Linked DNA regions of Mus musculus: all the other regions are linked to region 1. Evidence: chromatin loops called from intact Hi-C (ENCODE). Cell type or tissue: heart. All regions are shown on one strand.

Region 1 (4,000 bases):
TTCTACTGATTACTACTACTACTACTACTACTACTACTACCACTACCACTACTACTTTTTTGCAAAGATGTTTCTAAACTTAAGTGAATGCAAAACACTCTCTTCAGCATACTGATGAAGTCAGTAACTGTCTCTGATGTGGAGGCCAGGAGAGTGGAAGGTCGGTGGAAGACAGGCAGACTTCAGTCTGTAGCCACTGGATAGTAGGTTGGCAGGAAGAAGCTGATCTGCTCTTAAATCTGTCAGCAAAGCCGCCTTGTAAAAAACCAAGCCCAAGAGGCAAGCGCAAGAGCATGGGCTGCTCTCTCAGTACCTGTGATCCACCTGGGATCGGAGCACCCCAGGCCCAATTTGTCCCTATCCCAAACAACAGAGGCCAATAAAGGCTTCGGGGAATCTTGAAACTGGGTGGAGAGAGGACCCCTCCCTCACTTCCCAATCTGCTTCACCAATTGCTTTACTCCAAACTGTGGGCTGATTTCCATTAATCACACTTGGCCCTAATTACCCTGGAGCAACCATTCTTCCCCTGGCCTGGAGCTGGAATTTTAAGGGGCTATTGACAAAGCAGGTCCGTGGGTCTAAACAATAGTGGTAGCTTCAGGAAAAGGCTGGGTGAGGTGTCCATCCCCGGTCCTTTCCATCTACACTATGGAAGTTCCAGGCCTGCTGGTGATCTCCCCAGGTAGGAACCTGAGTTCCTCCACTAAATAGATTTTCCTTTTGTTGTCACATTAATTTGCAACTCATTAATAGTGACAGAAGTGAGGTACTGCAACGATGTCATTTGCATATTCATGAGTGACTTATTATTAAACAAATAAGATTTTCCTATCTTCGCAGCACCCAAAGTAAGGCTGAACAGCACATTACACCGGCCCCGTGCTTTATTCTCTCTTTAATATGTTAATAGATGCAGTTGATTTCTTTAAGTAAATACGCATCTATAAAACAACACGTACTTTATAAAAAAGAAATTTAAATAATAATCCATTAGCAAAGTTGGCAACAATTTAAGAGGAACAACCCATTAATACTAACGCGTGGGAATCAATTTGCGAATTTTTAACTCGGGTGGTGGGTTGCGGACGATTGAGGGGGAGGACTGCAAGTGTTGTGTGAGCTTAAAAAAAAAAAAACATTTTAGTGAGTTTCAGGAGACAAGGACTGAGATCCTTTCCATGTTTCGGGTGCCGGCTCCCCGGAGGTGGAAAACTGTCCGAGTCTTCACCTCCACACCTGCCTTTTCCCTGCGTCCTCTGGAGATCCGAGCCGTGGGCTGACATCTAGCACGTGGCTTTCCACCGGGCCCCTAGGCTGCCCAGCAGCACAGAGTTAGGCGGGGTGGGGGTGGGGCAAGGCCTGGCGTCTAAGCGCCTCTCCTCCCGGGGCTGAGGCTGGGGCTCTCCCCTCCTGCCCTCCATCCCTCGACACCGGCTTCATCACAGCCGGTTCTTTCCAGCTAGGGTCAGGGTGGCCTCCCCCCGCGGTGTCGCGGAGCTCAGGGCCAACCGCGCACCCTTATCTCGGCCGAGTCAGACACTCGCCGCGCGGAATCTGTTGACATTTACTATTGTTCGCAGGAGTCCGGAGCGCCGGGCGGGAGCGAGCGGGCGGGCGGGCGGGGCGAGCCGAGGGAGGGCCGCAAGTGGGAGGCCTGCGCTCCACGTGTGTGCGCGCGCGCGCGTGCTCGCCGGGGGGGTGGGGAGGGCCGTCTGCCTGGAAAATAAAAGTGGCCGGCGGGCCCGGAAGCTTCCAAAGCCGGCTGAGCGGCCCACGCCGGGAATTGAAGTGGTGGCGCGCGGGGGTGGGGTGGGGGGAGGTGGGTGCAGGAAGGAAGACTGGGCAAGCGGGCCGTGGGCTCGGCGGGGGAGGGGTGGGGACAGCTCCAGCCGCACGGCCCCCGGTGACCCACAGGACACAAGTGCATTTGTGCCTAGCCGTGGTAGGGATTAAAGTGCCATACGGCCCGAGCGAGGGGGGCGAGGCGGGTAGAAAACAACCAGCGCGCACAAAGCGCGCATTGTTCCAGCCACCTCCATTATGCCGCGCTGCAGCCAAGAGCCTGTTTCGCAACTGCCGTCCCGGCGATTGGGCGCGCGCGCGTACACACACACACACACACACACACACACACACACCTCCCTGACCAAGGCAGGGTGCACTCCATCGGGACTGGGAAGGGCTGCCCGGGTGGGTTGTGAGTAATGGGGACTCGCGGGTATCTTGAAGAGCTCGGCTGAGCTCTTTATCGGTTTTCGTCCTCGTCTTCTCGGCACTTTTCGTTTTTTTCTGGCTCCTGCCCCGAGCGCACCCCGGAGCGAGGAGCTTCCCCTGGGGAGGAGGCGACGGCGGGGGTGTGAAGTGGAGAGGGCGCGCTCTCAACCGCTGTCACCCGCGGATCGCAGCCCCAGGCGCACAGCGCTCGCCTGCTCTGCTGAAGACACGTGCGCAGCAGGAACGGGGACAGCATCCTTGCTTTCCAAGGAGAGGCTCCGGGAGCACCCACTCCAAGGCTTCCTGGCACTCTGGGACTTCCCCCTGTCGGGAGCGGAAGCTGTGGAATCCCGCACAGCGCTGCCTGGCCTGCCCGGGCGTGCGTGCCAAGTGGGCCAGCTCAGTCTCCTTTACACTAACCACACAGGGCCCAGGCCCTGGCCTCCTCTCTCTGTGGCATCAAGCGCCCTGCTTAAGCACGCTGAGAGGGAATTTAAGCCTGGGCAGCAACAGAAGAAGGTTCCCTTCTCCTTTGGGTGCAGAGTAGGGGGAGGACTAGAAGCCACCCCACTTTCCAGACCCCCTGCTGAGCCCTCTTGGTGGGCAGGTGGGGATCGAAGGCGCCCAGGCTCCGCAAGCTAGCGAAGTCTGGTTTCCTTTACGTTTTACAAGCTATAAATAAACTTCCCCTTGGGCGGATGAGCGCTGCGTCCAAGGGCGGCTTCCCGCCGAATCCGGCGGGCGGTTTACGATCTGGGCCAGGAGCTGGTCTTACGGCGGCCTGAGCCTAGGGTGGGGCGATGGCTCAGGGAAAGCTCAGAGGTCGTCCAGGAGTGGTCGAGTGACCCTCCTCTTCCCTGCGGGGCTGAGGCGCCTCAGCTCTGAGGGCTGGGGGTGGAGCCAGTTGATTTATGAGCCGTCACCCCACCCCGCCCCTCCCGTTTCACTTGTTTTCCTCATCTTCTCTAGCTCAAGCCCTGTTCCCAAAGCCTCACCCCGCAACCCTGCCCAGTGAGGGTTTGGCAACACCGGGCGGCTAGAGCACTGGCCGAGGGGCCCCGGGCGAGGAAGGGGGTGCAAGGGTGTGGGTGAAGCCTTTGGTGTTTTTTCATCCCTCCCACCCCACTCCCGTACCTCCTCCCAGAGCAGGCTAGCCAGCCTAGCCGGACAAAGCTGGGTGGCCAAAAAGCCTGAGAGGCTGAGATAAAGGGCTGGCCTCTAGGGGTGGGAAAATCCCAAGCGTTTGGGGTAGATCCCTGACTTTCTCAAGGTCACCGGGCGGGGGACTGGAACCATTGGCTCATACCAGAGCAGAAGCCATTGCATCAATCAGTTAACACCTTGCAAAGGTCTCCATCTCGCCGCCTCTTTAAGGGTGTTCAGTTTCCCAAGGAAGTACATAAAAGACAGGGCAAGGAAGGCACCGTGGGTCCCAAGACTGCTTTTCGTCATCGAGGGTTTGCTCTGCTTTGATGCTCACACTCACACTGTCTAGGTGGGAGGCCTGGCCTCCAACACACACGTGAGGACGATGTCTGTATGTGGGCCTAGATAGGAAGTGAAGAGTTGGAGGTGACTCAGGTAGTTGGCTACCTTCTTTCCATCTGAGATTTAGGAGAGGTGAGTTGGGAAAGCTCAAGAGAAGGCCCTCCTTAGCCTGGAACAACATCGTCCCTTTGCCCTCTGTTTGTTTAGCGCTTCCACTTAGCCTCCGCAGCTGGTGGCAGAGGGATTCCTGGCAGCATTAATCTCAGGACAGGATCCTAACCTTGATCCCTGGGGA
Region 2 (4,000 bases), 50 kb after region 1:
GTGTATCCACCTCCTCTGTCCCTCGCCATCCTGTCAAATCCTTCTTGCAGAGATGATCCCAGGTCAAGCCTTGGCTCTGACATCATCTCCTCTATGAGAATCTCTATGCAGCTTTCCTCAACACGTGGCCTGCCTTTTCTGTCCCATAGCACCCAATGCTCCCCACTTTAGTGCTTTCCACCTCAGTGCTCCTTTTGCTTTGGGTGCTCCCAATCATTTTCCTCTGTCAACCCCTGCCACAAGACTGTAAACTTATGTATAGTCAGGGCTTGTTTTTGTTTTTGTTTTTGTTTTTTTTTTTGTCTGTATAACTAATGTTTAGTGAAGTTCCTTGTATACAGTAGATACTCAGGAAACTTGTTAGAGTTAAAAAAAATTATGTTTATTATTATTATGTGTGTGTGCCAGTATGGATGATGATGATGATGATGTGTGTGTGTGGGGGGGGGAGTCCATATGCCATCATCACACATGTGGAGGTCGGATAAGCTTGAACTCAGGTCATCAGGCTTAGCAGCAAGCCCCATTACTCTCTGAGCCATCTTACTGGGCCGAGAACAGTTTCTCACTGAGGAAGAAAAACAACATAAGGCAGAATCAAATATGAAGTCATATGGTTCAGACAGGGAGAGAGCAATGTTGCTAAGAGTGAACAGTACTGTCATGGAGAAGAAGCAACAGCCAGGTGCCAGAGGAACCCCCCTCCTTGGACCTGGCTTTCTCTTCTGTTCAATGTGAGGTGGTCTGGAGAGATGACTCAACAGTGAAGAACTCACATTGCTTCTGCAGATAATCATAGGAAAGCTCCCAGCATCCACACTGGGTGGCTCACAACTGCCTGTAGCTCCAGCTCCAGGGAATTCAACCTCCCCTTTTGGCCTCGTTGAGTATTTGCACACATGCACACACATTCATGCATAAGAAATATTTTTTTAATGTGGAGCAAGACTTCATTGCTGGTTCCTTGAGCTCTTAAGTTTTGGGAAATGCTGAGTTCAGCAAAGGAAAACTGGTTTCTCTACTAAGGGTTTCTCAGGGCCTTTAATATGCTAATGTTCATTGTGACTCAAATGAAGGACAGGCACCTCTGCAGACCGTCTTCTTGTCTTTTGCTTCAACAACCTGAAAAACAAATTACTGTAAAACCTCAGGGGCTTCCAGTAATACCAGTTTGTTTTGTTTCTGTACATGGGCTCACCTGGTCGTTGGCTAAGCTGTTTTGCACACGCTCACGGAGCTGGGGGCCAGTCTAAACCGGTTTTGGTCTAGAAGACTAGGGTAGGTCATCTCTATTTCAGCCATCCCCAAGGTAGGCCCAAAAGATCCAGCCTCGATTCCTGGAAAGCTTGTTGGCCATGGGAGGGGCCCAGCAGGTCACTCTGCTCCTGCTAGGGGTGTTTGCAAAGTTCTATGGAAGAGACTTGGATCTGGATTGGGGTTGGTAGTGGTGAAGAATTTGGGCTATCCAGGCAGTCTACCACAGTGTTTCACCAAGTTCCCGGTGACCCAGGCCCACCTTGGTGCCTGCAAGCTTCAGGGCCGTCCCAGCTATGGTCCCGATTCTACACTCTGTAGGTTTCAGTGGGGGCTTGCAAAATGTGACTCCTGATTAGCAGATGGCCTTTGAGCAGTGCAGATCCTTGGCAATTCCAAAGCCAGCAGTGGCAGCCTAGCAGGCAGGAGGGGTTATCAGTTTGAGGTTAGTGTAGTCTGCATGGTCAGGCCTGTCTCAAAACAAAAACTAAACAGCAAAATCGCCACTGCAACAATGACTGACCTGTGGCTAGTGACAGAGCATGTGCTCTGGGCTCCATCCTCAGCACCAGAAAAAAAAATATCAGTACATTGTGGGAAGACTCCTCTGTCTCTGTCTCTCTGTCTCTGTCTCTGTCTGTCTCTTACTCTTTCTTCTTCAATCAACCCTCTTCTCACCCTCCCTGTCCTCTCTCGGATCCTTATCAGCTCTTCCCAGGATCCTTGGGGTGGGGAACAGAACCTTCAGGAAGCATGCTTCAGGGAACTCTGCTGCGCAGGGGAAGTGCCTTTTTCCTGTTCAGTTCCTCCAGGAAGGCCTTTGATGAGGTCTTGACCTTGGGATAGCTTTCCTTTTCTAAGGCATGGTGTCAGTTCTAGACCCAGGACCAGCCTTCCGGGGCCAGCCTATTTGGACACCTGCATGTGCCACAGAAAGAGGGAAGTTTGCCAGCCTGGCTCCATTGTAATAAGGGCCCAGGTCCACGGGTAAAGAACACGTGGAGCCCCTGCTGGGGTGGCCCCATGACTAGCTCTTCCTTGCAGCCTGCCACTTCTTGTTCACATGAACATAGTGTCACCAGAGTTGGCCTTGCCAACCTGCAGTCAGGGGCTGATTCCTGTCTGTTAAAGCCCATCAGACCCCCCTGATAAATGCTTTGGTGGTGAGTAGGCTCTGGGAAGGGGAGGCCTCTGGGAACGGAGAGGCCTATGGCTTGGGAGTCCTAGGGAGGCACATAGATTTAGCTTTGTTAAGAAAACCTCCAAGAGTGTTAAGGTTGAAGGAGATCATTTGACAAAGAAACACAAGGGACAGACAAAAGGCCCTGCCACCAGGGCCAGTGGGCCTGGGGTGGAGACCTAGAGTGAGTCAGTCACCCCTGCTGGCCCCAGACGTGACCCATCCAGAAGGAACACCTTTCCACTTTTGGGATAGGAATCATTTGGAAATTTGCTGTGATTATGCCAGAAACAAATGCAGTAAAATTAATGCATAAAAAAATACTGAAAGGAAATGCTGAGCTGTTGGCTCTTAGAAAAACCTATAGCAGGCAATTATAGACAATTTACATTTTTTATACCTTTTTTGATGTGTAATTTTTCAAAATTTCTACAGTGGCTACAAGCTATTGTTAAAAGGCTCAGGAGGGGGGGAGAAAGTGACACAGAAAAGAATAGCAAGAATGGTACAATCACATTTTTGAGAAATAATTGTTCTATAATGCACTGCACTATATATTCAATAGAATTTCAGTTTCATAAAACAAAAAGTTTATAGGGAAAGACTGAAGGACATAAAATTGTTATCAGTGTTTATCTCTGGATGTGTGATTCATTTAATTTTCTTTCTATCCTTTTGGAAGGAACATATTACTTTTTGAAATTACGAAAAGGCAATTGAAAAAATGGATATATTTCCATTTGTACAAGGTGTTGATTGACAGCAGGACCATAGGGATGGAGTAAATCAGTTCCTTGTTTGGCCTAGCAGAGCTGAGGAAACAGTCAATAGGCTGTGAGTGCATGAACTCTCTACCTGCCTTGGGGCTGTGGCACCGGGGAGTCAGGCTCTTAGCCTAAAGTCTCACTATGAGGAGATGTCCAGAGACACCACCTTTAAATTGGATTTGGGAGGATGAGACAGGTTTCACTAGATAAAGAAGGTCTGGTGGGAGGTGGGGCAAGGGCAGCTGGAGGGTGGGAACCTGGAAATGAGGGCCACACAGGCAAACTTGGCTTCCAGAGCAATGCAGTAAATGCTATTTGCCACGCCACACCTCTCTGGATAGGGTTGTCACAGGCTCCTTTTCCTGCTGCCTCCTGACATGCCATTGATACCAAAGCCCCATTACTGCAATGCCTAATGTTCCTGCCCTTCCTGGGGTCCTCAGATCCACACCTAAGCGCAACAATCTGTACATATGAAGGTACGTGAGTATTACTGTTTGTATGTATAAATATAATCGTTCCCCATGTCTGTAAGGTTGCTTTATTGAGTAAAACATTCCATTAGTGAGCTTTTTCAAATTCCTAGTTTGTAAAGGGTTTGATTTATCAATTGTATCCATTGCTGAAACCTGGGACTGTGCACACACTACCAAGGCAAGCACTCTACCACAGCTATACTTCTAGCAATGCCTGGGACCTTGTAAGACCTGAACCTTCAGCCTGGGCTCATATAGGGAGTTTGAGGCAAGCCTGGGTTCCATAATGAGCCTTTGTCTTCAAAAGCAACCAGCTAACCAAC
Region 3 (4,000 bases), 380 kb after region 1:
CTGCCTTCCCCTCCCCCAGCCCTGGGCACAAACTTGGCCCCCTTGCTTATTTCCTGGTGAAAGCCCATTATCTCTCATTTACATCTAAACTAGCTTTTCATACTATTTTAAAGGCCGCTCCTCCCCTTCTGTAATCTCCCTGTGCATGAATTAAAAGTTGATTCTTGAAACGCACAAATCTTGGGGGCAGTTTCTTTTTCCTCCTTATTTGCATACGCTGTTTTGGACTAACCCTTTTATTTCCTCCCAATTATGATTTCTGGTGTGTTTTCCAGAGCTTTACAACATGGCATCTGATTATACACAAAGCTTCAGAATAAAGCCCTGTTTTTCCCTTCATTAACGACACAAAGGATGGCTGTATGATCCACACAGCACTTTGTGATTTAATACAGCTTACGCTCTAAATCGCACCCGGCTTGGGCAAAGCAGATTTGGGAGTGAATCAACGCATTTTCTTGCTGCCAGGAGCTCCCTTGCAGATTCCAGCAAATTCTTTCACCACACGGAATTAGCATTTGATTAAGCTCTGCAGACACGTTCAAACTTTTACCACTGAGTCCTGGCAGGGTTGTAGTAATCTGCCGAGAAGGAGAGGCATCTAGAACAGCCACGACTACCTGACCTGTCCCCAACAGATTGAGGGAGAGGGTACCTGAAAGTGAGCAGAGGGTGTGTGTGTGTGTGTGTGTGTGTGTGTGTGTGTGTCTGACAGTGAGGGGCGTTGGATGTCTACTTGAGTTAGGACCTTTCTTTCCTACACTTAACCCTGGACAAGCTTTCTCACTTAGCGTGCTTTCTAACGGAGCACTGCAATGATAGTTATGACTTAGGACTCAGGAGGCATATGACCTTCAACTAGAACCTGCCTGGTCTCAGGTTCAGGGAAATGGGACTCAGCATCCCTGTCGAGTCCCAAGGTCCTTTGGCTGGAGTTGCTTCCAGGACGGCTTCCAGCTAAGCTTCCCAGAAGCCTGAGTGGAAAATCTCGTCCATTTCCATTATGCAAATACAAGAAGCGGAAGTTTATCAAACTGGGGCTTTGTACCTCGAAAGTGGGTGTGCCAGCATGGGGGGCTATAAAGGCTTTATTGCCACAAGTTTGGGGTGATTGCTTCCCTCGCAAATGCCGGGAGCAGGATTGAATTATGCAGGTCTTCCAAACAGGTGGCAATAAAAACTTTACAGTCTCCCACACCATCACATATTTTGTTTATGCCTCTTAGGTGTCTTATTTTGTTAGAGGCTTTTTCTTCCTTTTTTTTTTTAACTCTTCTGTTACTATGGAAACAGAAATAGGTGGAGGTGTTTCTGGCTACCTGTTTTGGTAGATGGAACGCAAGTGAACTATCACTGGGCACTCTGATAGATGGAATAACTGACGTCTGGGGAGGGTAGGAACTAATTAGTTCTGGAATATCATAGCTCTTGAATTCTTTCTTTGGGGAAGAGAGGGAGTGAAGGGGAACATGTCCATTTCACAGATGGTAAAACAGAGGGACAAAACAGGTCTTTTTTGCAGTCAGCAAGCCAGAAGAAAACAGCAAAAGGGCCAAGAAACTTAGTGTCTGGTTTTCTAGGGCTGCAAAGCCAAAATTAGTGATGCCCTTTTGGTAACCTGAGGTCAGACTGCAGTGACATCTGCTGGCAGAGACAGAAGTGGCCCTAGCAGGATTTTCCGTTGCTGGCAACTGCCAGGCCAGGAGCTTGTGGGTCTGTCTGGTTCCCAGTGTTGGCTCCTAGGTGACTTCCTTGGCTGGGAAAGAGAGTTGCACAGCCCTCCCCTTGTCCTGACTGAGTTAAGAGAAGCAGAGTGAGATGGTGAGTCATGGATGTTGTGAGGACTTGGGTCCAGATCCCAGATACCCTTCCCTATTCTAGAAGGTACAAGTCACTGGCCGGTGGGAGGAAATATCCAAGATAGGTTTGTTGGTTCTTGTTGCTAACCAGAGAGTTCTCTCGCTTGGGGGTCCTGGGTCTCTTTTTGGAGAGGTTCCAACTCTTATTTTTTACAGGAAAACTAGGATGAAGAAGGCAGTTAAAGGCAGTTCCAAGGAATTCGAATGATGCCCAGAGACATTGTCAGCAACTGCAGAGAAGAGGAGCCCCTGAAGGGAGAACATGTCCCTTGGGGACACTCATGTACACGATGGCATCCTCACTAGAATGAGGAAGTTGGTGGGGGAGCTCACTGATATTAAGGAAGATCTTAGTTCATAACCTCCCTGTAAACTTGACAAATACCCAGTCCTACCCTGAGTCTTGGCTTCCCCATTTAAGAGAGCCTGATTTTATTACTGTCCTAGCTCTGTGCCTTGGAGACATGTGATAATCATCTACATCTGTAGACTATGACACCCAACAAAGGGCTGTCAGACATTCCTGTTTACCTGGGATGTCCTATGTCAGTGACATCCTTGCCTGTTTTGGATAACTGGTTAGGCCTAGGAAGCTCTGTCTAACCATGTTAACCTATGGCAATGGTTCTCCAACACTGTGTAGACCTGGGCTGGTTCGGCAGCAGCTTGTTACCCTGTAAATGACAACCTAACACAGAAATCAAGAAAAGACATTTTAGAACTTCAATGTGTCAGAGCCATTCTATGTCCTATTGACTCCAAAGGCCATTAAAACTTAGGGTTTAAAAATATGGAATCCCCCGTCCTATAGTTGTTCATTTTTTGTTGTTTTTGTTGTTGTATTTCACAAGAGATTTGTCTGTGAAAGTTTCGGGGAGGGGAGTAACCTAACAAGAAATAACAGGTCCTTCACCACAAATCATTTGAGAAGCACTCTCTTGTGGGGTCCTTTGGCTAGCTTCCTATAGCTTCCTATAGTGAGCTGTCCCTGCCTCTGGGACATCACTTGGGCAGCTAGGCACAGCTAGCTATTTTCTCACCAAATGAAGTTGTGAATGACCGTCTCTGTCAGAAAGGCCTGTTCCATGCTGCTGGCCAGGCTGGCCATAGTTTAATGGGGGATATTCATCCAGCTGTTGGTGCTCTCTTAGCCTCACTGGGACACACCTGCCTCCCAAGGTGGCTCCTGAGACCTCTGTTCTCTCCATCTTCCCAGGCTTTGAAAGCTGGGTGAGAAATCCAAAAGGCCCCCTCCCAGCTCTCTTTTGGTTCTGCCCTAAGTGGACCTGAGTGAATGGAAGGAGCTATTGAACAAGCAAATGAGCTTTCATGATCTACTTCATTAGGCTGTGAATCCCTGGACCTACTATCCACACAGGCCCAACTTAGGCTTGTTTTTCATCTGTGTGCATCACTTCAGGGGTCTGCCCCTCCTTATGCTAGGCCCATTCCTATGGACCTACTTGTCCAGGTGCTGTGTCCTGTAGTACACTCTTTGGGCTGAGCCTGCAGAATTTGGTGGGGGTTGTTTATGATTGAAAGGTTGTGACTTAAAGCCAGTTATCTCTCTTAGCCTCTCTCCTCGGAATCTGGTAGGCCACATCATACATATTAAGTTGTTTGTAGTACTGGTTATGATCGAAGTGAGGAAGGGCCCCCAAAACATTCTTAGGAATTGAGATCTGATTTTGTTTTCTACTTTCTGTGGTCTTGAGAAATTAAAGGTACAGCTTCCATGATCTTGTATGTAATCTGGGGATTACAAAAATCTCCTTCATATGCTTGCCCTAGATAAAAAAAAAGGATGCTGGGGGGAGAGGCATACAGTGGGGACAGGACACATCAGCTATTTCAGAGTTCTCTCCTTCCTACTTATGATTTCTCCTCCCCTGCCTCTGTGGATTTGCTTTCTCCGGGAAAGGCCCGTTTGCCATGCTTCTCTGCTCCACTTTCACCAGGGGACTCAGCCAGTAGGTTGACCCAAAGGTATTTTGTGTAGACAAATGGGTGCCTTCTTCTGGTGCATGGCGGGGAGTGTTTGTGGATGACTGCACATGGGTGGGTAGGCACCTTCCATTTCCCCATCATGTGACCCAAGCTCTCAAGGCCAATACTAGTATTCTTTCTATGCACCATTGGCA
Region 4 (4,000 bases), 110 kb after region 1:
CACTACACAGCCATGGGAAACTCTCAAAAACACACTTGGATCTCAAAAACCTTCCACAGCTCCTCACTGCCCTCTGGAGAATGTTTGAACCCCTTAGGTGAGCCTCCCTGGGCCAGGCTTAGGTGATGGGGTCCTGTGATTGTTTACTCTTATCTCTATGCTCACCCCACATTCCACATGGTGGTAGCCTGAGCTCTCTATTGCGCTACAGAGTACACTAAAGGGTGCCCCCTCATCAGACTGGAGGCTCTTGGAGGGCAAGGGTGAGCAAATCTTTGCTGGTTTTGCTTTATTTAGTACAGCCTCATGTCAGTAGGATGGCTAGGGAAGTGGAGCGTGGTGTGGGAATCTCACACCTGTAATCTATAGAGTGTGTGCTTTCGGGAGAGGCCAGTGAGCCAGTGTGGAGAGAAGCTTACAGGGGTGTGGGGGTGTGGGGGTGTGGGGGAGTTAATGGAGTGCAAATGGAGAGAGGGGGAGGGGGATGGAGAGGGAGGGGGAGAGAGAGAGAGAGAGAGAGAGAGAGAGAGAGAGAGAGAGAGAGAGGTGTCAGGGACAGAAAAAGATAGAAAGATGGAAGGGATCAGAGAGAGGGACACACACATACACAGAGAGAGAGGGAGGGAGTGGGAGTGGGAGTGGGAGAGGGAGAGGGAGAGGGAGAGGGAGAGGGAGAGGGAGAGGGAGAGGGAGAGGGAGAGGGAGAGGGAGAGGGAGAGGGAGAGGGAGAGGGAGCCAGAGCTTTGTATCCCCTGGCTGCCCTAGGCTCTCTGGACAGCATGATATGTCAGTGCCCCCAGGCTTTTCCCCCAGGGCTCATGAGGTCACAGATTAGAGTTGGAATTTCCAGGCTGTATCCTCTGTGCGGTACTTCTGGCAAGCTTCCCCCAATGGCAGGGGACTTCTTGGGGACACCTGCCTGATGGAGTGTGGAACAATTGCCCCCTTACCATGAGCATTTCTATACAGATTTGCTCTCTGGCTCCACAGCTCCTCATGGGTGGTGGCCCTCTTCCTAAGTCCCTCCCATAGCACCTTAGAGGAATATGAGGGCCTGGGAGACCCAATGGGGCTCTGAAGTGAGTCACTGAGAAAGAAGGTATGTCTTCAACTTCTTTTCCTTTGGGAGGAGAGCTAAGTCCAGGTGGGGTGTCCAGCGACCTCAATATCTGTTCAAATGCAAGTCTCACCCAAGGGCCAGAAAGTGGGCAGGAGGTTCCTTTGTCCTACCTGCCCTGGAGAGATCTGCCCAAGCTCTTCCACATGTGTCGCTAAACCCTCGCTCTCATTAGAATTGTTCAGAGTGGCTTCAGTGGCCTTGGACATGGTGGCTCAACTCATAGAAAGGGGACAGTACTAGGCTTTGGTGACCGCTGTTCTAGTCCCAGCTTTGCCATCAGATGGCTTTGAATAAGATGCTCATTTTCTTGGACTCTCCATTTTTAATCAGTGAGACTGGGGCAAAGCCTGACAGTTCGCTCCTTTACTAACTTGTTGTTGGGAAGAACCTAAGATACAGGACAGTTCCAGCCCTAGTACCTGGTGCTGTCCTTCTGGAACTTCCCAGTGGCCCTTAGTGAGCCATGCCAAGTGACCACACACTGACAGCTGGAAACGGGAGCAGCAGTTAGCTTCCTCGGGCCAAGATTACAAGGCTTCCTTTGGAGTCTCCTGGCGATGATGCTATTCTCGCTTCTTTCTATTTAGGGTGGCCACCTTGGTTCAAGACTGCATCATTACTAAGTAGTCCAAGGCCAGCATCTATATGTCTGTCTGTTCCAGCCTCACATAGCCTTCTCTCTAGATAAGCAGTTCCTAAGTATTGGGTCACAGCCTCTTTGAGGGAGGACAGGGGGCGAACAACCCTTCACAGTGATCACCTAAGACCACTGGAAAACAGATCTTTACATTACTATTCCTAACTGTAGCAAAATGACAGTTATGAAGTAGCAATGAAAACAGTTCTGTGGTGTGTGTAGGGGTCATCACAACACAAGGGTGACAGATTAGGAAGGTTGGGGAGCACTGATCTAGATACAAGGGGCACAAGGGGATCAGAGATGGTTGTACCACAGCCAAGGTCAGAGACAGGATCACCCCTGGAGTCCTAACCCAGTCTGCAAGTCAGACCTGCATGGAATCTCTGGTCTATTCTGCCAGAGCCTGCTGGGCCTGGCCTGCCTCCCCAGTCTGCTGTGGCCTCCTTGGGAGAGCCCTCTGGAGCCAGCCTGTGGCCATGCCTGGCTTGACGCCAGCCAGTCAAGCCAGGACTTGAAGATCAGGCTGGACTGTGGTGTCTAAATAAAGGGCGTCCTCGGGATTAGAGCAGAGGTCAGGAGAGGACATGGCTGCAGCTGACCAGCCCGACAGGGTGGCCTTAGTGGCCCATCAGTACACAAACCAGCTCCACCCTCCAGCTCTCTGCCAGCAGGGCTATGAGGGATCTTCAGGGCTGGGGTCAGCCTGGGGTCAATGCCGACATAAAACCCAGCTGACTAGAGCCAGACCACCTACATATTTAAACAGATCTTCGAGAATGAAGGGGCTGTATCCACCCTTGCAGATGGAGAATGAATGGCAAGCTGGGAACTAGAACTTTCTTTGCTTTGAGATTTTTTTTTTCCCTTTTAGGAACTGATACCTTGAAAGGATCTTTCTGTGTTTTCCCTTCTCACTCTGCTGGAAGAAATGGTAGAACCCATATCCTGTTTGGTTCTGGGGGAAAAGGTAAAACTTGTGCACGCGCGCGCGCGCGCGCGTGCGCGCGCGTGTGCGTGTGCGTGTGTGTGTGTGTGTGTGTGTGTGTGTGTGCGCGCATATACTGGGGGCAAGGAACAGAGACATGTCATTTTAAAAATCCAGATGAACGAAAAGAACCTGACCCTGCTCACTTCATATTCCCTATTTTATCCACAGAAAAAGGGAGTCAAAAGGAGCAAGGCAGGAACATGGGAAACACGGCCATGGCTGAAGTCTTATCTGGGTTAAAAACCCCGGGAGTGCTCCGCTTTAATTTTTTGGTATAGCAGGATCAAGGAATTGATTCATTCTGGCTGCGCTTCCTGTCATTGTTTCTGCTAGCCGTGTTTGATCTGTGATTCACGTGTAGATCTGCTAGCCATGCTCTGAAAGAAATAATATATTCTGCATTGCACTGGGTCAGGCTCAACCATGGACCTCCTTTTGCTGGGATGATTTCAAAGACACAATGCGCTTGCGCGTGCGCGCACACACACACACACACACACACACACACACACACACACACACGAGAGAGAGAGAGAGAGAGAGAGAGAGAGAGAGAGAGAGAGAGAGAGAGAGATGCTGGCTTATGCACACAGTGTTTGTGTAAAGGATTAAAAGAATGAAAGGCCAGAATGTAAGCACAGTTCCAAGGCATGGAGTGGCTATGGCTGTGGCCCTCACCCACTGACCTAGGCCAGCCATGTCTCCTTTGAGTCAGGTATGTGTGCACCCCACCCCTGCAGGCAGGGGCCATGCTAGCTCTTTGATGGGTGAGGCTATTATTAGTAACAATGGTTTCCAGCGAAAGAGCAATTTTCCCCAATGCAGTAGTCGTCCTCTTCCTTCGCGTCCCAAGCCGAACAGAGACAAAAATGACATTAAGCAGTGCAGGCGCCCGAAGAGATGAAATACTCCACACCTCCCAGCTTAAATTGGACTGGGCGTTTACTGGCATTTTAAGGGCCAGAGGGAAGTTGAAGCAACTGCAGGGGTAACACACACGTGAAAAATGGAAGGCCAGACAGCCTGGGTAAATAAGAGACATGCCTGGAGTTTTAGCGCAGGGTCATAAAAGTTGACAGGAGCCGTTTGGACTGGAAATGGCTGGGTGGGTATCACTGCCAGGTTTTGGCAAGCGCCTGGTTGTTGAATACTACAAAACTGAATAGATTAGAAGAAAAGGAGGAGGAGGAGGAGGAGGAGGAGGAGGAGGAGGAGGAGGAGGAGGAGGAGGAGGAGAGACAGAGACCCAAGG
Region 5 (4,000 bases), 200 kb after region 1:
AGGGATCAAGAGCCTGAATTTTGTGGTCACACATAGTTAGGCCCGAGTTTGTGTCCATCAAGGCCTAGTTGCAAGGTCTTGTGCAAGTCACTTGGTCTTTAACACCCTCCCCCATTCTCATCTGGTAGCTTTGCGGGGGATGAGACAGTGTGTGGCTGAGAGGGCTTCAGAGTGGATTCACTATGGTGAAAGGAGTCGGTTTCTCTGCCTGTGTCAGTTGGATCCTCCAGGAATTAGATGAAAGGAGGTCCCAGGGACATAGGTGGGAAATACCAGGAGAGCTTAGCCAGTGAAGAAATGGCTAGCCACAAAGGACAGCGCTCCCTACATGCAGTGGGGAGGCTTGGCCTAAAGGCTGAGACAAAGCCTTTAGGCTCTAGAGCTGGAAGTTGTCAGCTACTTGGCCTTTCTCATGGGAAGCTCTCTCTGGATGGTCTGAGGAGGGGGCCTCTGTGGCTGATTCAGCCCTTCTGAATCCCTCCTTATGGAGTTCTCCTTGAAAGTCAGCATGTGTGCTGCTGTGGAGTGACTGCTGATCCGTGATTCGTGCTTCGTGATTCCTCCCTGGCATACAAGCGCTACAGCTCCAATTTCAGAGAACTTGCCAGAATGGCCCCTCTGCTTTCCAAGCCTACTCCACGGCAGGCTGCGCCACCCAAGTTCAAGTTGAGGTGAAAAAGACGTCCCCATTCAGGGGATAGTGGCAACGTTCTGGAAAAGCAGAGACCCAAGAGACACTGCTGTGCCTGTATTCTGGGAAAAGCAATGTGCTACCAGGAAGCAAAGGAAGAAGTTAGGCCAGTTCAGACTCCTTCTGTCTGTTGATGCAACTAAAACTTTATTGAGTGCCTACTGTGTTCCAGGCTGCCTTAAACACTGAGGATAGAGGATAGATACAAATCCTATACGTTGTAGAGATTATGTAGTATCAGGGAGAAGACTGGCAATACACAATCAAGTAAGTGCTTATTGTGCCAGGAAGTAACTGGTGTGAATGAATGGGTGAAGAAGTGATGGAGGGATCCCCTCCCCGCCACGCCACCCCCCCCCCGCCCCCCCGCTGTCCGTATCTGGAAAGGTCTGTAAACTGCTGGGAAGAGTAAGCAGGCTTAGCTATTAAAACTGTACCCCAGGGATCTAGCTTGTGGGTCTGGGTGAGCTTCTGCTAGGTGTAGAATAGAAGGCTTGTTTCCCAGGCTGAGTCCTTGGCCAAGGTCACCAGCTTGTTAGTGTCAGTATGGGAACAGGACCTGCAAAACCACAAGTTTGTTTGATCCTTCACCTCCCAAAGACCTGTCTGGCCTCTGCCCCTCCACAAAGCTGAAGGGTTCGAATTAGAGTGGGTTTGAGTTTTGGTGCCCGAGAGGGCCCAGGAAGGAAAGAACTTGGGGATGTGATTGGACTCAAGGAAACTCTTCCTGGACCAGTCTGCCCAAGCACTCAGAGGCAGCTCTGTTTCTGGCTTTCCTCCAGGTCTAGGACTGGAGGTGGAGGTGTGGTGACCAAGAGGGGATGAAGGGGGTGGTAATCTAGGGCCAGTAGGCTCCCTACATTATCCCTCTAGTCCTCCCTGGCTGCTAAGCTGGCAGGCGCATGGGAGGGCAGAAGAGGATAGTGTCCAGGAAGGTGGAGGACACTCAAGTGGCGATTGAAGAAAGGCAGAAGAGTGCATGGAGAGGGGAGCTGGGGCTCCGGGTCCCGGAAGGGGCAAGGGAATGGAATGTTCAGAGGTGGCGGGTGGTGGGTGAGGGCATTTGGGGAGTTAGTTTCGAGACAGGGAGCAAGGCCGAGGCGGCTCAAGGTGAGGGGGCGGGAGATTGGGGGGCCCCTGCAGCATCTCGGACCACAAAGGGCCGGGGAGCTCAGGCCCGCGGTGTTAGCAAGCCGTATCGATCGAGGGGCGGGCGCAGCGAGCGCGCCGAGAGCGGCTCCATCCATTAGGGCCGCTGTTCGCCTCCAATTAGAAAAAAAAAATCATTACTCAGCAGCCAGCAGCGGCCTGCGCGCCGCCCGGGACCGCCCGCGAGCGAGCCAGCCAGCGAGGGAGCGGCGGCCTCCCCCGCCCGCGCTCCCCACCCCCCTCCCCCGGCGCCCCGCCTTCCGCGGCCCTAATGACAACTATTAGAACTGCCTCCCCGCACCCACCGCCTGGCGAGCACAAAAGCGCCAGATTCATTTGGTAATCGGGGTAATTACAGCGGGGCGCGGGGGCGCACGCGGCGATGGCGGGCGCGCTGGCGGAATGCTAAGGGGCCCGGCGCGTCGCCCGTCCCCACCCCGCAGCCCTCCCTGACTGGCCTGGAGCCCCGGCAGCTCTCGGTGCCACAACTATCAGAGCCCGAGCCCTTTTCCCGCTGCAGTCGCCGGAAGGGGGGTTCCGATCGGCAGACAACGCAGAGCTGTCACCCCCCTCCTTCCCCAGTCCCCCGCAGTCCCCGGCTGCCCTCGCCAGCGGTTTCCACCGCAAGGCCTGCGGCGTCCGGGACAAGATTTGCTGTGTCCAGAAGTCGGAGAACCCCTCCGAGGTCCGGACGCATAATAAATACCATGTGTAATGTATTTACTCTGTTGCCCCCAGTTAATTTACACCCTAGCGCTGCGCCGTCCCGCCCCCGCGCGCACCAGCCTGCCGTTTCTATTTACAGGCGCGAGGCGCTGTACCTCGAGAAGGCTGCCCCCCCCCCCTTTGAGAGCTTTAGGATGGATGCAACGTGTCGTTAAACCTGAAAGGAGCTGTTACTTATCAGTAATGGTGTTTTCCTCAGGCCTTTCCCCTCACCTGCACAGAGACAGGTACCACCTGGGTGGTGCACCAGGACTAGGGTGCCCTAAGGCCCTGGTGGATGTGTCTGTTGGGGGAAGAGGGAGTAAGCATTATGTGGCTCTAGCAGAAGGTAGCTGAGGCATTTTCGAGGGGGGCCCACCCCAGAACTGCAGGGACCTGACTCCTCAGAACAGCCCAGGCAAGAGGCTGCGCCCGGAGGGGACATGTTCCTCCTCCAAAACTGCCTAGAGCAGCAGCTCCTTAGGCTGCCTCTTGGACAATCCCCTCCAGAGGTACGGTTCTTGCAGTAGCAATTGCCTTATCTGGGGTGATTTTCCATCCACCCTTTCTGGGCAGCTGGACCAATCTTCACATACAGGACTTATCTTGTGGAGAAGCAGGGCTCTGTGCTGGAGGCAGGCCTATCGAATGGAATGTTCACTGGGCCTTGTGTGTGTTCTTAATGACCCATAACAACTCTCAGAGGTGAAAAACAAACCCTTACACCCCTTTAACCCTTTCTGTGCCCGTCCCGTTGTGGTCTAGGAGACTTCTCGGTCTTGCTATGGTGTCTTCTACCCCACCGGCTTCTCAAACATTAGTTTGGCTTCTCATTGGTGGAGGTGGTGGTGGTGGTGTGTGTATATGTGTTAGAACTGTGCAAGACCCTGAAGTAGGGAGCTGCAACCCCTGGAAGTAGCATCAAAATTCTGAGTAGGTACACAATTTTCCAAAAGGAGGATTCTTAAAGGGGATCTGAGGCAGCCCCAAAGGTTAAGAACTACCTAGCAGCTGTACCAGCTCTTGCAGGTCCGACCGCTGAGCCTGGCTTCATTACCAGGACGAACAAGGCCATCCCAAAGCAGTTGTGATTAAAACAGTGAGATAATGCTTTAATATTCGTACAGTACAGGCATCTACAAAAATAAATTATTAATGATGTCCAAAATGGCTGTGTGTACGCAGCATGCACGTGCATGAGTTGGTGACTCTCTCTCTCTCTCTCTCTCTCTGTGTGTGTGTGTGTGTGTGTGATTAGAATTATAAGCTTTGCTCTTGGGAAGCTTGTTTGGAACCTCTTCATTTCTCTGCTCCTTAGGACCAAGGGGGATTGATCTGGGGTGTACCCTCTTCTCTGAGAACCAAGCTCCTCCGTTCCTCTGGAGACCCACAGCCTCTCTTGGGCACTTAGTCATCTATATGGACTCAGTACACCTTTGAGCACTCATCAAACCA
Region 6 (4,000 bases), 81 kb before region 1:
GCTAAGTGAGTGTGGGTGAGGTGGCCAGCCACCGGGGACAAGGTTTTCTGTCATTTGTCCTTTGAGTCCATGCTTCCCTCTTGTTGCCCCGTACTCTATAAAGAAGGCCTACAGTAAATGAGTAAGGTTCCAGCCAGCCTTTTGAAAAGGAGAATCACACGCTAAACACTTTACTTCGATCCTTTCCTTTATTCACTGACTGAGAAACAGGGCCCCGAAGGACCAGACGAAAGCCAAGTCAAGTCAACGCACCAAGGATCAAGGTCATTGAGTGCCAAAAGTCTGGGGTCACAGACAAGAACCCTGGTCTCTTCGAAGGCCCGTGGTCACAGTCCCTGTGTCCCAGGCCTTCTTCCTGGAGCGCTGGGGCCTCTCAGGAGAGAAGCGTCGGCGGGGCGGCTTGTCTGTGAGTGGAGGTGGGGGTTGGAAGGCGGTGGCGGGGAACCCAGCAAGAGAAGTTTCCACCACGCTCTGCTCTGTTGCTGCCAAAATCCCCTGGCCCCTCCCCGCCCGCACTGCCTTCCGTTGCCACCACAAGTTTGGTTTAACGAGAGAGCTCGGGACAAAAGCAAACCTTTTCTATAGACCCTGAAAACAAAGGGGAAAGAGACGCGCGAGGCCGCAGAGAAGCGGCTGCTAGCGTAATGGTGCCAGGCCGAAAGCAGAGCATTAGAACTGCAAAAGCCGCGCGGGCGGGAGGAAGTGCGAGGCAGGAGGCGGGAGCGCCGGGAGGGCGGGCGGGGGAGGGGCGCTGCGCCATGTTTCCGTGTCACCCGCCGAGTCGCCGGCGCTGGGCTCGGCCGCCGGCTCCCGCCTGCCTCCGTAACGGCAGAAAGCGTGCGATTAGCAGCCAGACAGGCGGGGACTCCGGGCCCACGGGGCCGCCGCACACGCCGCCCGCGGTCCCGGCCCGCGCTCCCCTCCCCCTCCCGCCGGGTAATCCTCCTCCTCGCTGCAGCGCTGTGTGCACTCTCATTAGAGCAGGGTGGCTTTTCTCTGCGCACTCGCTCGGCTCCCGCTGGCAAAACAACGCCTTCCCCGGCCGGGCCCTGGGCCAGGGGAGTCGGGGAGGGCCGGACGGGGGCGGGGTGAGGCTGGGACAGCCTCGCAGGTTAGCTCCGCCGCCGGTTCGAAAAGATGGGGAGGACCCTTTGGCCCTCCCCCACGCGCAGTGCCAAAGCCGAAGGTCCATACCAGACTCTCTGCCCCTCGGGAGAGGGGGGAGATGCTGGTGCCATCCTGACCTACTGCCGTCCGCGGCACGAGGCCAGAATGCGTGGGGCAGATGAGGGTGTCTGGGTTGAAGAGCGGGAGTGGACACTGGGGAAGGTTCCCACAACTGGTTTTTGACCCGTGTGGCTTGCTAACGACCTCTTAAGGCCAGAAGCTGGATTTCAGGTGTTGTTGCCCTAAGACCCTCAGGGAGATCAGTGCCCTTTCTGGCTTTGGGGTTGACCGCCCAAAATGAGTAGGAAATGGGTGGGGGGAGACTCCAGTGCTCCGGAGCGCCCCATTTCTGTTCCGCGATCTCTGTACACAACAGTAGACAGCTTCTCCCCGGCACCTCGCGCCCAGCTGCAGGGCTCGGGAGCAGGTGTTCCTGCCTGGCCCAAGTGGCGGCTCAGCGCCCCTCCTGTCCCAGCTGCGGGGCCCAGAGAGGAGGGAGGGGAAAGGCGTGTTGGTGGCGGTAACTGGGAGGGGGGGGACGTCTCGCCGGACCTTGCCTAAAATGGGTCCATTCCGGGGTGCGGACAATCGCCTGGAGCCTGGAGGAATCTAGGAGGACAGACGGCCAGCTCCCGTCTAGGACTGCCCTAGGGGCCAGCACTGGCCGTTCGGGGCGGCGGGAGGGCTTCCGGTCCCCGTGACTGCGGCGGCGGGGCGGCGGGGAAGTTCCCGTCGCGGCCGCGAGGAGCACCCTCCCCTGGCTGCCGCCGCCGCGCAGCTCTCGGAGCAGCGCCCTAGGAACCCCGGGGCATCGGGCGACGTCGCCCTCGCCTTGTGAAGGGATGGGGGCTTCAGGGTGTTCCTCGATCCCCGCCCCGCCCCAGGGACCTGAACGCGGGATCGGGGACCCTGCGGGATCGGCCGCGCGCCTCCCAGCCCCTCCTCGCCGCTGCCATGGCGGGCACGTGAAACGCAGCTCGGCGCCGGGAGCCCGCCGGGGAGCGGCCTGGCCCGCCCGCTCCTCTTCGCAGCGGGTCCAGGGACGCGGAACCAAGTCGGGCCGGGTCCCGCCGAGCTCTCCGCGGCCCCGCACCCCATCCCTGCCCGAACCGGGCCTTGAGGTCACGCCAGACGACTCGTCCAAGGGGAACTCGGGCTGACTAATGGGACGCTTGTGGGCCTCCGGAGAGGCCGGGCTGGCAGCAGTGCCCGCTCGCTCTGCGCTGACGCTGCGACCAGGCTCTTCGGGGAAGGGCGAGAGGAGGGGTTTCCCCGACCGGTGGTTTCGGCTCCCTGGGGACAATCCGGCTGCGGATGGCTCTGGGCTTTGGGTCCTGTAGCCTGATCCCGGGCCCGCAGACTGGAGGTGCTTACGGGAAGAAGGTGCCTCAGAGCTCTGAGCCTGTTGTGGGGTCTCCTTTGCTTGCTATCTTGGGCCAGCAGCTTTATTGGGGGGGACGGGGGGCGGGGAGTTGCAGGTCACCTTGAGGGCGTGGGCTTAGATACCAAAACCTTCAACAAATAGAAAGTCTTCCGGAAATCCCTCAGTGAGGAGAAAACAATTGATAAAACTCAGGGAGAGTCCAGTTTAGTTGGGAGTTCTCAGGGTCTGGGCCCTCCCCGCCCCCCACTCCCGATTACAGGGTCTTGTGAAAATCAACAGAGTTTTTTTTATTTTTTCCAACGAACAGCCACCTCATTGTTGACATAGTTATTATATGGCCCTCCCAAATATAGCTACCTGTTTGTTTTAGTTTCAGCACATCCTCTCGATGGTGAGACAGAAATATAGACCAGTAATAAAAGATAAACATGTGTCAGATGCAGAATAAGTCCTCATCGCGCATCCCTGGTTTTGAGTTTAATTACACTAGAAATCCAGTCCTCCCACGAGAAGGCCTGAAACCCTGCAGTAGAGGTGCGACTTTTCCTGGAGAGCCTCGCCTTTGGAGAGGGGTTGCTGGTGGAAGGCAGTTAGGTTTTAAATGTCACTTCCAAATGAAAACGCTTTCCGTCAGCTTTTTTCTTTTTTTGATGCAGTTTTCGAAAGGAGCATTTTTTCGAGATAAGAAGTGACCGATCAAAATCGCTGAGGGGAGGTTGTAAGCAGCCGCTTTGCCCCAGCTTAGCCTTATCTTATCTTTCACACTTGCATGGCGGAAAAAAATTGGCTTATCTTTATCCCCACCCCATTCTCGCCTTAATTGCTAAAAAACACTGGTGTGTTAAACGGGCAGGAAGGAGGTCTCTGGATTGTCAGCAGAACAGGAAGATTCAAAAAACTGTGGGCTCCTGGGGAAAGAAGAGGGTGACAGAGTGTATTTTCCCCCCCCCTTGGCCTTTCTTGTACAGTGTGGAGGGTCCTGTCCCAGCTGGAAGGCACCATGATCAGATTTTTTTTTTCTTTTTAAAAAGAATTAAAACCAGTATGGCTTTGGCTTGGGCATCTTCCCGGAGCCTCTTTTTTTTCTCGACACCCTGTTTACCAACCTCTCTCCTTCATCCCCTCCCCCTCCAAACAACAACAACAACAACAACAAAAAAGGTCAGTGGGTCTCTGATTGAGACTCCCTACCTTCATCCTCTCTCTTCTGTGTTGAGGGGTGGGGGTGCCGGGTTGGGACGTGCAGCTTGCTGGAAATCATTAAAATATATGCGGGTGTCTGCAAACACACACTTTTAAATCATGGCGTTCCCTCTCCATGCTGGTATATTTAAACTCCAGAGCGAGCTGGATCCCCTTCCTTTCAGTCGTTTGTCTGTGTCACCGACAGGCCGCTAATGGCTGGGCTTCCAGGCGCTGTGCATTATGCATTAACCTCCTCCTACCGCG

What was found. A loop is a pair of places that touch in the nucleus more often than their neighbours do. Peaks named below come from ENCODE experiments on the same cell type or tissue, not always from the same donor. Only the 100,000 strongest peaks of a DNase experiment are listed, where the experiment ranks them.
Region 2: a loop joins it to region 1, with 2.2 times the contacts of the local background. A loop is called at or near these places in 6 of 42 quality-filtered maps.
Region 3: a loop joins it to region 1, with 3 times the contacts of the local background. A loop is called at or near these places in 7 of 42 quality-filtered maps.
Region 4: a loop joins it to region 1, with 5 times the contacts of the local background. A loop is called at or near these places in 3 of 42 quality-filtered maps.
Region 5: a loop joins it to region 1, with 2.7 times the contacts of the local background. A loop is called at or near these places in 10 of 42 quality-filtered maps.
Region 6: a loop joins it to region 1, with 8 times the contacts of the local background. A loop is called at or near these places in 16 of 42 quality-filtered maps.

The regions. Positions count from the first base shown.
Region 1 is chrX:12,004,882-12,008,881 of GRCm38, reverse strand. No RefSeq gene overlaps it. Among named protein-coding and RNA genes, the nearest start is that of Gm34301, 4.7 kb to the right of the region's middle. In heart, no CTCF peak of the experiment used is centred here; DNase peaks (open chromatin) are centred at 1,491, 2,311, 2,481 and 3,011; H3K4me3 peaks cover 2,447 bases; H3K27ac peaks cover 2,941 bases; H3K27me3 peaks cover 2,989 bases.
Region 2 is chrX:11,954,433-11,958,432 of GRCm38, reverse strand. No RefSeq gene overlaps it. Among named protein-coding and RNA genes, the nearest start is that of Gm34301, 46 kb to the left of the region's middle. In heart, no CTCF peak of the experiment used is centred here; a DNase peak (open chromatin) is centred at 2,062; H3K27me3 peaks cover 550 bases.
Region 3 is chrX:11,627,760-11,631,759 of GRCm38, reverse strand. No RefSeq gene overlaps it. Among named protein-coding and RNA genes, the nearest start is that of Gm34187, 96 kb to the right of the region's middle. In heart, a CTCF peak has its summit at 1,651 (motif pointing left); no DNase peak of the experiment used is centred here; H3K4me3 peaks cover 283 bases; H3K27ac peaks cover 164 bases.
Region 4 is chrX:11,893,896-11,897,895 of GRCm38, reverse strand. Gm52427 (a long non-coding RNA gene) reads left to right here and starts at 2,641. Exons shown (of 3, transcript XR_003953078.1): 1 at 2,641-2,727. In heart, no CTCF peak of the experiment used is centred here; a DNase peak (open chromatin) is centred at 2,295; H3K27ac peaks cover 1,469 bases; H3K27me3 peaks cover 1,559 bases.
Region 5 is chrX:11,805,707-11,809,706 of GRCm38, reverse strand. No RefSeq gene overlaps it. Among named protein-coding and RNA genes, the nearest start is that of Gm26314, 43 kb to the left of the region's middle. In heart, no CTCF peak of the experiment used is centred here; a DNase peak (open chromatin) is centred at 2,276; H3K4me3 peaks cover 1,765 bases; H3K27ac peaks cover 1,895 bases; H3K27me3 peaks cover 4,000 bases.
Region 6 is chrX:12,085,463-12,089,462 of GRCm38, reverse strand. It overlaps a transcript of Bcor not described here. Among named protein-coding and RNA genes, the nearest start is that of Gm46687, 5.0 kb to the left of the region's middle. In heart, a CTCF peak has its summit at 1,905; DNase peaks (open chromatin) are centred at 462, 1,022, 1,802 and 2,352; H3K4me3 peaks cover 3,405 bases; H3K27ac peaks cover 2,815 bases; H3K27me3 peaks cover 3,175 bases.